3 separate regions of the Homo sapiens genome follow, and regions 1 and 3 are each linked to region 2. The links are chromatin contacts, found by Hi-C or POLR2A ChIA-PET in ENCODE. All regions are on one chromosome and are shown on one strand. Each heading gives the region's core, a stretch centred on a gene start or an enhancer-like site at or near the end of the contact. The rest is flanking DNA. Distances are from core to core; before and after follow the strand shown. Region 1 overlaps MIR3681HG (MIR3681 host gene). Region 2 overlaps MIR3681HG (MIR3681 host gene). Region 3 has its middle 61 kb from the start of MIR3681HG.

Region 1 (2,797 bases), core at 26-2,525, 140 kb after region 2:
GGTGAAAATAATCTAAATAACATATTTTCCTTAGTCAACTATATCCAAATATTTTCATTTCAACATGTAAGTATAAAAATTATCAATTGAATGTTTTACATTATTTTTCACACTAAATCTTCAACATTTAATTTGTATTGCACACTTACTGCACATCTTATCCACACCATCCACATTTCAAGTGCTCAGTAGCCACAAGTGGCTCACTGATGCCATACCGGACAGCTTAGATTTCTACCCGTACAGAAAATTCTAGAGGAAAATGCCAGGATTATTGTTTCAAAAATATTATGTAAGATTGTAGAGCTTCAGTGGTAGAGCAAACCTAGCAAGAGTTGAGACAGGAGGAATTAAGATTGTCTTAGTCTGTTTTGTGTCACTATAAAGAATATCTGAGGCTGTGTAATTTATTAAGAAAAAATGATTATTTGGCTTATGATTCTTCTGGCTAGAAGGTTCAAGACTGGCATCTGGTGATGGCCTCAGGCTGCTTCTACTCATGACAGGAGAAGGGCAGCCGGCCTATGCACAGATCCCATGGTGAGAAAGGAAGCAAGGGGGAGAGGGAGAGGTACCAGGCTCTCTTTAACAGCCAGCTCTCTCTTGCAGGCATGAATAGAGTTAAAACTCATTCACCCCCAGGGGAGGTATTCCTGAGCCATCTGCCTCTCCATGATTCAGATACTTCCCATTAGGTCCCACCTTCAACACTGGGGATCAAATTTCAATATGAGGCTTGTAGGGAACAAATATTCAAACCATAGTGGAGATGAAGGATTTGTGGATTTCTTATTCCCAGGCTTTTTCTAGGCTCTACCATTTCTTACTGCGAATACAATACCCCAACACCCCTTACTTGTCTCTCTGCTTCCTTTTTTTCTTATGAATGAATGGAGGTGACAAAGGATTTATGACTAAGAGTATTGGTAACAGTGCTCACCTCTGCACCCAAGGCTTACCAACATCGTGTTTTTGTATATACAGGCTGAATACATAACATGCAACCAGGTGGTAATAAAGAATGTTAGTGTCACTTTGTACAAGGACATTATTATAAAAAGTACAAACCATTATCATCTTCACAACTTAGGAGTCCTTTTTAAACTTTGTAATATCCACATGAAGCAAATCTATAGCCTGAATTTCCAAATCTCTCTCTGAAGAAAACAGAAGATCACTTCCTTTCTAACATGAATAATATTTATGCTTACATGTAGGTCAGAGTCAGCCAAACAGCTCTTGTGTCTGAAAGTCTATTTTAGACTTGGCTGTCATGACAACCATGAGATTTGGCCCAGGTGTCTTCTCTCTCCTGACACACAGACAGCAGGTTTGCAGGCCTGGCTGTGAATTCTGGGGAGCAGCACTTAGGAACTGCCATAGGATGATTCAGCCCACTTGGTTTTGGCAGGGGTGCTGACCTAACAGACTGCAAAAAATTCCATTCCACATGGATTCTTAATTTATCAATTTAGAAGAGGACACAGTGGGGAGGGTTATGATCACTAATGGGCAAAGTTGTCATGGTACTGCACGAGCAAGGAAGGCTGGGAAAGAGTGAATAGAGTGAATAAAGGCTATCATTTGAGAGGTGCTCGAACCTAGAATCCAGATTTGAGGTTTCAGTCCTCTGAGCTCACATCCCAGTCCAAGGACATAAGTTATGAAGTAATTCCCTGGGAAGGAGGCCTGCCCTGGCACAGCTCTGACTGCCCATTCTGAATAGCCCATCTCCACTTCATTCTAGTCCCAGGAATCCAGGGGGGTTGGTGACAGCCCTGTCTCTCCTGCCCACCAAACATGTGTGTTTCTAGGATCTCCTATTCTAGGAGACAATGGTTCTCAAATTTGGCTGCATAACAAAATCATCTGGAAAGAAGTTAAAACTCCAGATCCCCTAGTAAAACCCTATATCCATTAAATAAGAATATCTGGGCTAGGAGGCTGTGAAAATCAGGTCAGTACTAGTTTTTCAACCTCCCTAGGTGACTACAACGTACAATCAAGGCTGAGATGCACTGATCTAAAATGAGCTGGGAGTGGACTGTGATATCACATAGAAGCTTGATTTATAGATGTTTTTTAATTAACATAAAATACTAACATAGATTTTATCTGATTAGCCACAACAGTGGTTATCAAAGGGTTGGTTTTACAACGCTTTTTACTCTTAAAAATTACTGAAGATTCCATAGTGCTTTTATTTATGTGGGCTATATCTATTGATATTAACTGTACTAGAAATTATACCTGAGACTTTTTTTATAGCACAAAAATGCAAAAGCACATGTTCTGTTAGCCTTCAGTTTTCTGAAATGCCTTTGAAGGCTTTTCTCCATTGTCTTACCTATTAGCACTTGGCTCCTTTTTACTCATGCAAATTTCTGCAGCCCACTTGAATTCCTCCCTTGAAAATGGGCTTTTCTTTCCTACCACATAGCCAGACTGCAAATTTTTCATACTTACATGCTCCACTTCCCTTTTAAATATAAGTTCTAGTTTTAAGTCATTTATATGATCTTGCACCTGAGCACAGGGTGGTAGAAGCAGCCATGCTGCACTTTGAAGGTTTTTCTTTTTAGAAATTTCTTCCACCAGATACCCTAAATCATCACTCTAAAATTCAAAGTTCTGCAGATCTCTAGGGCAGGGGCACAATGCAGCCAAGTTCTTTGCTAAGGCATGACAAAAGTGACCTTTGCTCCAGTTCCCAATAAGTTCCTCACTTCCATCTGAGATCTTGTCAGCTTGGCCTTCAATATTCATATCGCATATCACTATCAGCATTTTGGTCACA
Region 2 (2,700 bases), core at 4-2,503:
CAGGCTCCAGCCCAAGCTGAGGTCCAAAGGGAGTGGGTGACTGAATGGCAGATAGCTGAAAGAACACTTGGGGGTGCCGTAGGTAGGTGAAATACAGCTTTATTCAGCAGCTCTCTCATCAGCAGTTCTCTTACCCTGTCTGCTCTGTCTCGGCTACTTGCTCTGGTCACTCCCATGCACAGTTGTGCAGCTGGCTCTCCCTTTAGGGTCAGCAGCTTAACTCTCTCTCTGGACATTAGTGCTCATGACTGATACTCTATCTTACAGGAAAATGACATTTGCTATTATGTGATTCAAAGCATACTTGTTAATTATCATATTTTTAGCAGATACATAACATCCATTTTTAGAACATTCAGGAAAAAAAGTCATGTCTTTGAAGACATGTCTAGGTTACAAAACTCTGGGTAGTCATATAAGAGCTTTCTTTTCTCTTTCTTCTCCCCCTTTACTTTTGGTCAATTATAAGCCAGAATGAAAAGACGTAGTTGACTTCAGAATGGTGACTTACTCCAACCAAGAGAGAGTGTTGCTGTATAACACTGCATTTTCAGTGTGTGCAGGAAGTATGATGGTTGGGGGACTCTTTGCCATGGTTATGTGATCTCATGTCAAGGACAGGCTGTTATGAACTGTTACCCCCTAAAATTCATATTTTGAAATTGATTCCCCAATGTGATAGTATTTGGAGGTGGAGCCTTTGGGAAGTGATTAGGTCATGAGGGTGGAGCCCTCATGAATGGGATTAGTGCCCTTATAGGAAAAGGCCAGAGAGCTAGTACCTCTCTTTTCATCATGTGGGGACACAGCAAGAAGTCAGAAGCCTACAATCCGGAAAAGGACCCTTGCCTGAACCTGACCATGCTGGCACCTGATCTGGGGCTTCCAGCCTTGGAACTGTAAGAAATGAATTTTAGTGGTTCATAAGCCACTCAGTTCACAGTACTTAGTTATAGCAGTATAACTTAATAGTAGCCCGAATGAAGATGGAGATTGTGTTTGAAAGCAGGTGGATGTAGCCAACTGTATAGTTCCAATAAAAGGAGTGGTAGTTTGATAATAGAGGGGGGAAAATGAAGACTGATTTCATGCATTGAGGTTTGATTTACATTTTTGCTATCAGAGTTTATTTCCTGCTTTAAATGGAATCATTCATGGTGAAGAATAAATCAAATTCTGCTTGAATTTTCACAGTCAGGATTGGGTGTTTTCTCTTTTTAAGACTTAAAAAGGAGCCAGGCTCACTGTTACTTCCTGTGCTGTCACCTGAAGCAAAGCAGAGTCTGAAATTCACCCTTAAAGAGACAGAGCAGGGGAACAGAAGATCTTGCTTGCAATCATAGACTCACTTTTTCCCTTTTCTCTTTCTTAAAAAAAAACCCCGCATTTCTCATTTTCCTTCTTTCTAATTTCCCCCTTTCTCTTAGGTGGAGTAAAACATGAGCTTCCAGAACTAGGTAGTGCAGTGAGCAAAGTGGCTGTATTTCTTTCTACAAATGTGCACTTCCTGTTCATGTTTTGCAGGTCACAGGAACGCCTGTGTGGCTTCAATCTGCCTATGTCCCTTCACTGTGGGGTAAACTCACATCAGGCTTGGAGGTTGGCTGATGGCATGCTGCTGACCTTTATTAAAACTTTTGTGTGTCATATTTTTTGGACCTCTTTCCCTCCAAGAGCTTCTACTGCAATCCAGAATGGAACCCTTGAGGATGAACGCTGGTGTCTTGGCACTTGTGCGACTATGTTCTACTCCCATCAGGGGTCCTGTCCCTCGGGACTTTGATACAATTTCTTACTCACTTCAAAGGAGGGTATTCTGGATAGTGCCTTATAAAGCATGTAATACGTGAATAAATTCTCGTTGGGAAGGGAGCCCTGTTTAGGGACTTCATCTGGAATGTGCTAAAAAGCAAAACAAAGTAATTTAAAAAAAGTCAGTCAAGCCTTCCTATTTAGAAGAGTAGACCACAAAGTTAGGGCTAGAATCTGGAATAGGGTTGGAGTTGAGAGTGGAAACTGATCTGCGTAATTAAGTAACAGGAATTTGTAGGGATTTGGAGTCTTCCTGATGCATTGCATAGGGAAGGTGGAAATTACGTGTGTGTGTGTGTGTGTGTGTGTGTGTACACGTATAGATAATGAAGAGGAGTGCAAAGGAAATAGTTAAAGAAGAGAAAAAAAGTCTTGGTAATGAAAGGAAGTCCATCAATTTAAAACTAGAAACTGTGCAATTCTTGGCAAGGATGGCGGAAGAAAGGGTTAATGAAGAAAATAGGTGAATGAATTGTGTGTGTACCATGCACATGGTGCCATGGTTCACTATCAATATTCAGTAAGTGTCTGGTTTCCAGGAAAGCCTGGTATCAGGGTTGCTCTGAGGAATAAAAGAGAGAGTTTGAGTTGCACACCAAAGGGGTTGAGGTGATGGAAGAAAGCCAGCAGCCTTAGGAAGTGAGAAAACTAGCAACTCCTGGGAGTCATAGGAAGCAGGAATGTGGAGCCAGGGTGGGGAGGAGAAAGTAAGCCCTTGGAAATCTGGAAGAGACTGGGTTTTCCAGTATATGTGGAATGGGGACTTAGGTCATTTAAAGTGGATTTACTAGGAAAGGTTGAGCTCAGAATGCTGGAAGACTTGGGGACATGTGGGTTAAAAGCTTTAGATATGAAGACATTGAGCAGGACTCATAGTTAATAATCATA
Region 3 (2,718 bases), core at 5-2,504, 180 kb before region 2:
TATAGTGGAGAAAGAAATGTAACCGTGTGTGAGAGGTAAGGAAGAGGAGCTGGTCAACAGGCAGTGGGTGGTTGATTAGGCAGTTATGACAGGTGAGGGGTCTGGCATCTCATTGTCCAGATACTGTGATCTAGTGAGTTTCAGTTCCTTGATACTATTTGGCAGGACTGATGGTTGATTTCCTGAAAAAGGAACTCCGATAAAACAAAAGTAAACTTCTGAAGTTTTAAGACTGGAAGGTTCAATTTCTGTGTTTATTCAAAAGAAACCATACATCAATTCTATGGGACAATTGGGCCAGTTTCACCTCCTTTTTATTTCTTCACCTCGACTGACATGGAGTCTGAAGCTAAGCAGGGGATCAGTATGCACATGGACTGCTGAGAGGCTGCTCTTTCTCATGTTTAGTGTTGGTCACTGAATTCTGCCTCTGGTCCTTGGCTGTCTGGAGGAGCAACTGAACATGGACAAAAGGTAAAAAACTCATTAAAGAGGTGACAGATGTCACTCAGAGGAAATGAATACACCTTGAAGGGGGTATGTTTTAATCAGAGACAAAGAAGCTCTCCAGCAGTTCTAGAAAATGATAGCCAAGATTTGTTGATTATCATATGCCAGGCACTGTGCTAAACACCTCACATACATTATCTTTTTTTAATGTCAAAACAAACTTGTGAGGTGTTACTATTATTTTCATTTTACAAATGTGACACCAAGATTTAGGTAGATTGAGTTACTTGTTGAGAGTTGAACCCAGCTGTCTGATGACAAAGTCTATTATTATTTTCAGAAGTCTCTAAAATATCAGTCCTTCAAAACTCCATCTGGTCAATGGATCAATTGGGTTAGTGGTTTTTAAACTTTTGACCTTAGTCCACAGTAACAAATACATTTTCTTTCATGACCATGACTCATGACTCAGGACACACACACACTCTTATAACCTCTTTTTTTTTTTTTTTAAGAGAAGGTCTTGGTCTGTCACCCAGGCTGGAGTGCAATGGCATGATCTCAGCTCACTTCAACCTCTGCTTCCCAGGCTCAAGCAATCCTCCCACCTGAGCCTCCTGAGTAGCTGGGACTACAAGTATATGCCACTATGCCCAGCTCATTTTTGTACTTTTTGTAGAGATGGGGTTTCATCATGTTGCCCAGGCTGGTCTTGAACTACTGGGCTCAAGTGATCCACCTGCGTTGGCCTCCTCAAATGCTGGGATTACAGGTTTGAGCCATCGTACCCAGCCTGTACACTCATATTTACATGCCCGCATATGAAAAGTAAAACTGAAACAAAAGTTTCACAACTCAATAGTTGCACTTCCTATACGTTTTCTATTAAATTTTCATTTTATTGCAAAGAAAAGGCTTATTATAACCACCAAATTTGTACGTGGTAATTTGCACTTTGAAAGTCTTAGAATATTTTTAATCCTTTTTCAAATTATTGGATCCTTATGTTTCTGTATTTCTTGGAAATCCTTTTAGGCTTATCCCACCCACTAGTCATTCCAGGAAATACCTTCTCATCATATATATAGACATTTAGTATGACATGGTCATAAGATCTTAGAGTATTGTTTTGTAGAAATTGCTAAAAAGGTATTTTGTAAAGTGGATTTTTTTGTGTGTTTTGTAACAGGAGAATTTGCTTTTATTTATCTTATTACCAAAAGAAATTGTATTATACTGATCATTTCCATATGTATTTTTAAAGTTGCTTGGCTGGGTTGAATCTTTATTCTTTAAGTTACAAGGACATTGTATTCAAATAAAAGGAACAATCATAATATTATTAATTAGAGCAGTAAGGCTTTGGTTTCCATGCAAATAAGCATAATTGAAATAGAACTGAGTTTTTTTTAAAGTGGATTTTGAAACTGGTGGAAAAACTTGGAAAACAAATATCTCAAAGCTAAAGCAAATGCAATCTGTATATGTAAATGAGATTGATTAATTTTAGCAGGCAAATGAGAAAATCAATGATTTTCAAAATCGAGTAATTTGGTAACCATTAGTTTCATTAGTCTTTCTGTTTCAAACTTAATTATTTAAATATAGAACTAGATTGAAGTATAATTTATGGAGAAATCATCCTTAAATTAATTACATGCAAGCTTTCCCCTATAAATGGAAGAATTGAAGGTGAAATTATAAATGCTTATTGCAGAGCATGGAATCCTTTGGTCGTGGCTTGTTCGGGTTTGACTTGGGAGATGATGTGGAAATGGGAGTACACTAACTTTGACTCAAAGCAAGATCTGAATCTCAGCTTTGACTCTAACTGTGAGCTTTTAGGCAACTTTCTTAACTTCTAAAGGGCTTCACATTTCTTAACTATTATATTAGAGAATTATATCTATGTTGCAGAGCAATTGTACAGACTAAATAAGGAAATGTATGTGAAAATCTTAGCCTAGCGTCAGGCACACAGATAAGGCTTTTATTAGGAATGGTGTCCCCAAACCCCTCACCTTCCTGGGTGGATGGAGGAAGGCTTGGGTTCAGGAAATTCTGTGTTTCTGGGACTGCTTAGGGGAGAGTGCATGGTCTGCTGGCATTTCCCCATTAGTTAGCAGTATTCTTATCTATGACATTCTGTGGATCTCTCACAGCATCACTTCCATCAGGAAACCAAGATGGGCTTTAGCAGGTAGGTCCTTCGAATTGTTGAAAAGGCCAGAACAGCAGATGAGGTAGGGAGAAACTCATACATTTGGT

The links. A loop is a pair of places that touch in the nucleus more often than their neighbours do. ChIA-PET counts read pairs that join two places held with the same protein, here RNA polymerase II (POLR2A). Pooled maps may share reads with other maps.
Region 1: a map of naive thymus-derived CD4-positive, alpha-beta T cell shows a loop between it and region 2 (1.8-fold over the local background). The contact joins two enhancer-like sites. A Hi-C loop is called at or near these places in 1 of 168 maps with a recorded cell type or tissue (naive thymus-derived CD4-positive, alpha-beta T cell) and 2 of 50 pooled maps. POLR2A ChIA-PET finds 5 or more read pairs at or near these places in 3 of 52 experiments (activated B cell, activated T-cell and naive thymus-derived CD4-positive, alpha-beta T cell).
Region 3: a loop to region 2 is called in a pooled map, with 6 times the contacts of the local background. The contact joins two enhancer-like sites. A Hi-C loop is called at or near these places in 1 of 37 single-sample maps with no recorded cell type and 7 of 50 pooled maps. POLR2A ChIA-PET finds 5 or more read pairs at or near these places in 1 of 52 experiments (activated T-cell).

Annotation. Positions count from the first base shown.
Region 1 is chr2:12,261,561-12,264,357 of GRCh38, forward strand. The region is part of intron 3 of MIR3681HG (MIR3681 host gene); the gene reads left to right. Among named protein-coding and RNA genes, the nearest start is that of MIR3681, 64 kb to the left of the region's middle. Within about 2 kb of position 1,276, at least 3 of the 41 ENCODE cell types and tissues checked have a DNase peak (open chromatin) inside an H3K27ac peak, as active enhancers do.
Region 2 is chr2:12,126,443-12,129,142 of GRCh38, forward strand. The region is part of intron 2 of MIR3681HG (MIR3681 host gene); the gene reads left to right. Among named protein-coding and RNA genes, the nearest start is that of MIR3681, 71 kb to the right of the region's middle. Within about 2 kb of position 1,254, at least 5 of the 41 ENCODE cell types and tissues checked have a DNase peak (open chromatin) inside an H3K27ac peak, as active enhancers do.
Region 3 is chr2:11,944,402-11,947,119 of GRCh38, forward strand. No RefSeq gene overlaps it. Among named protein-coding and RNA genes, the nearest start is that of MIR3681HG, 61 kb to the right of the region's middle. Within about 2 kb of position 1,255, at least 5 of the 41 ENCODE cell types and tissues checked have a DNase peak (open chromatin) inside an H3K27ac peak, as active enhancers do.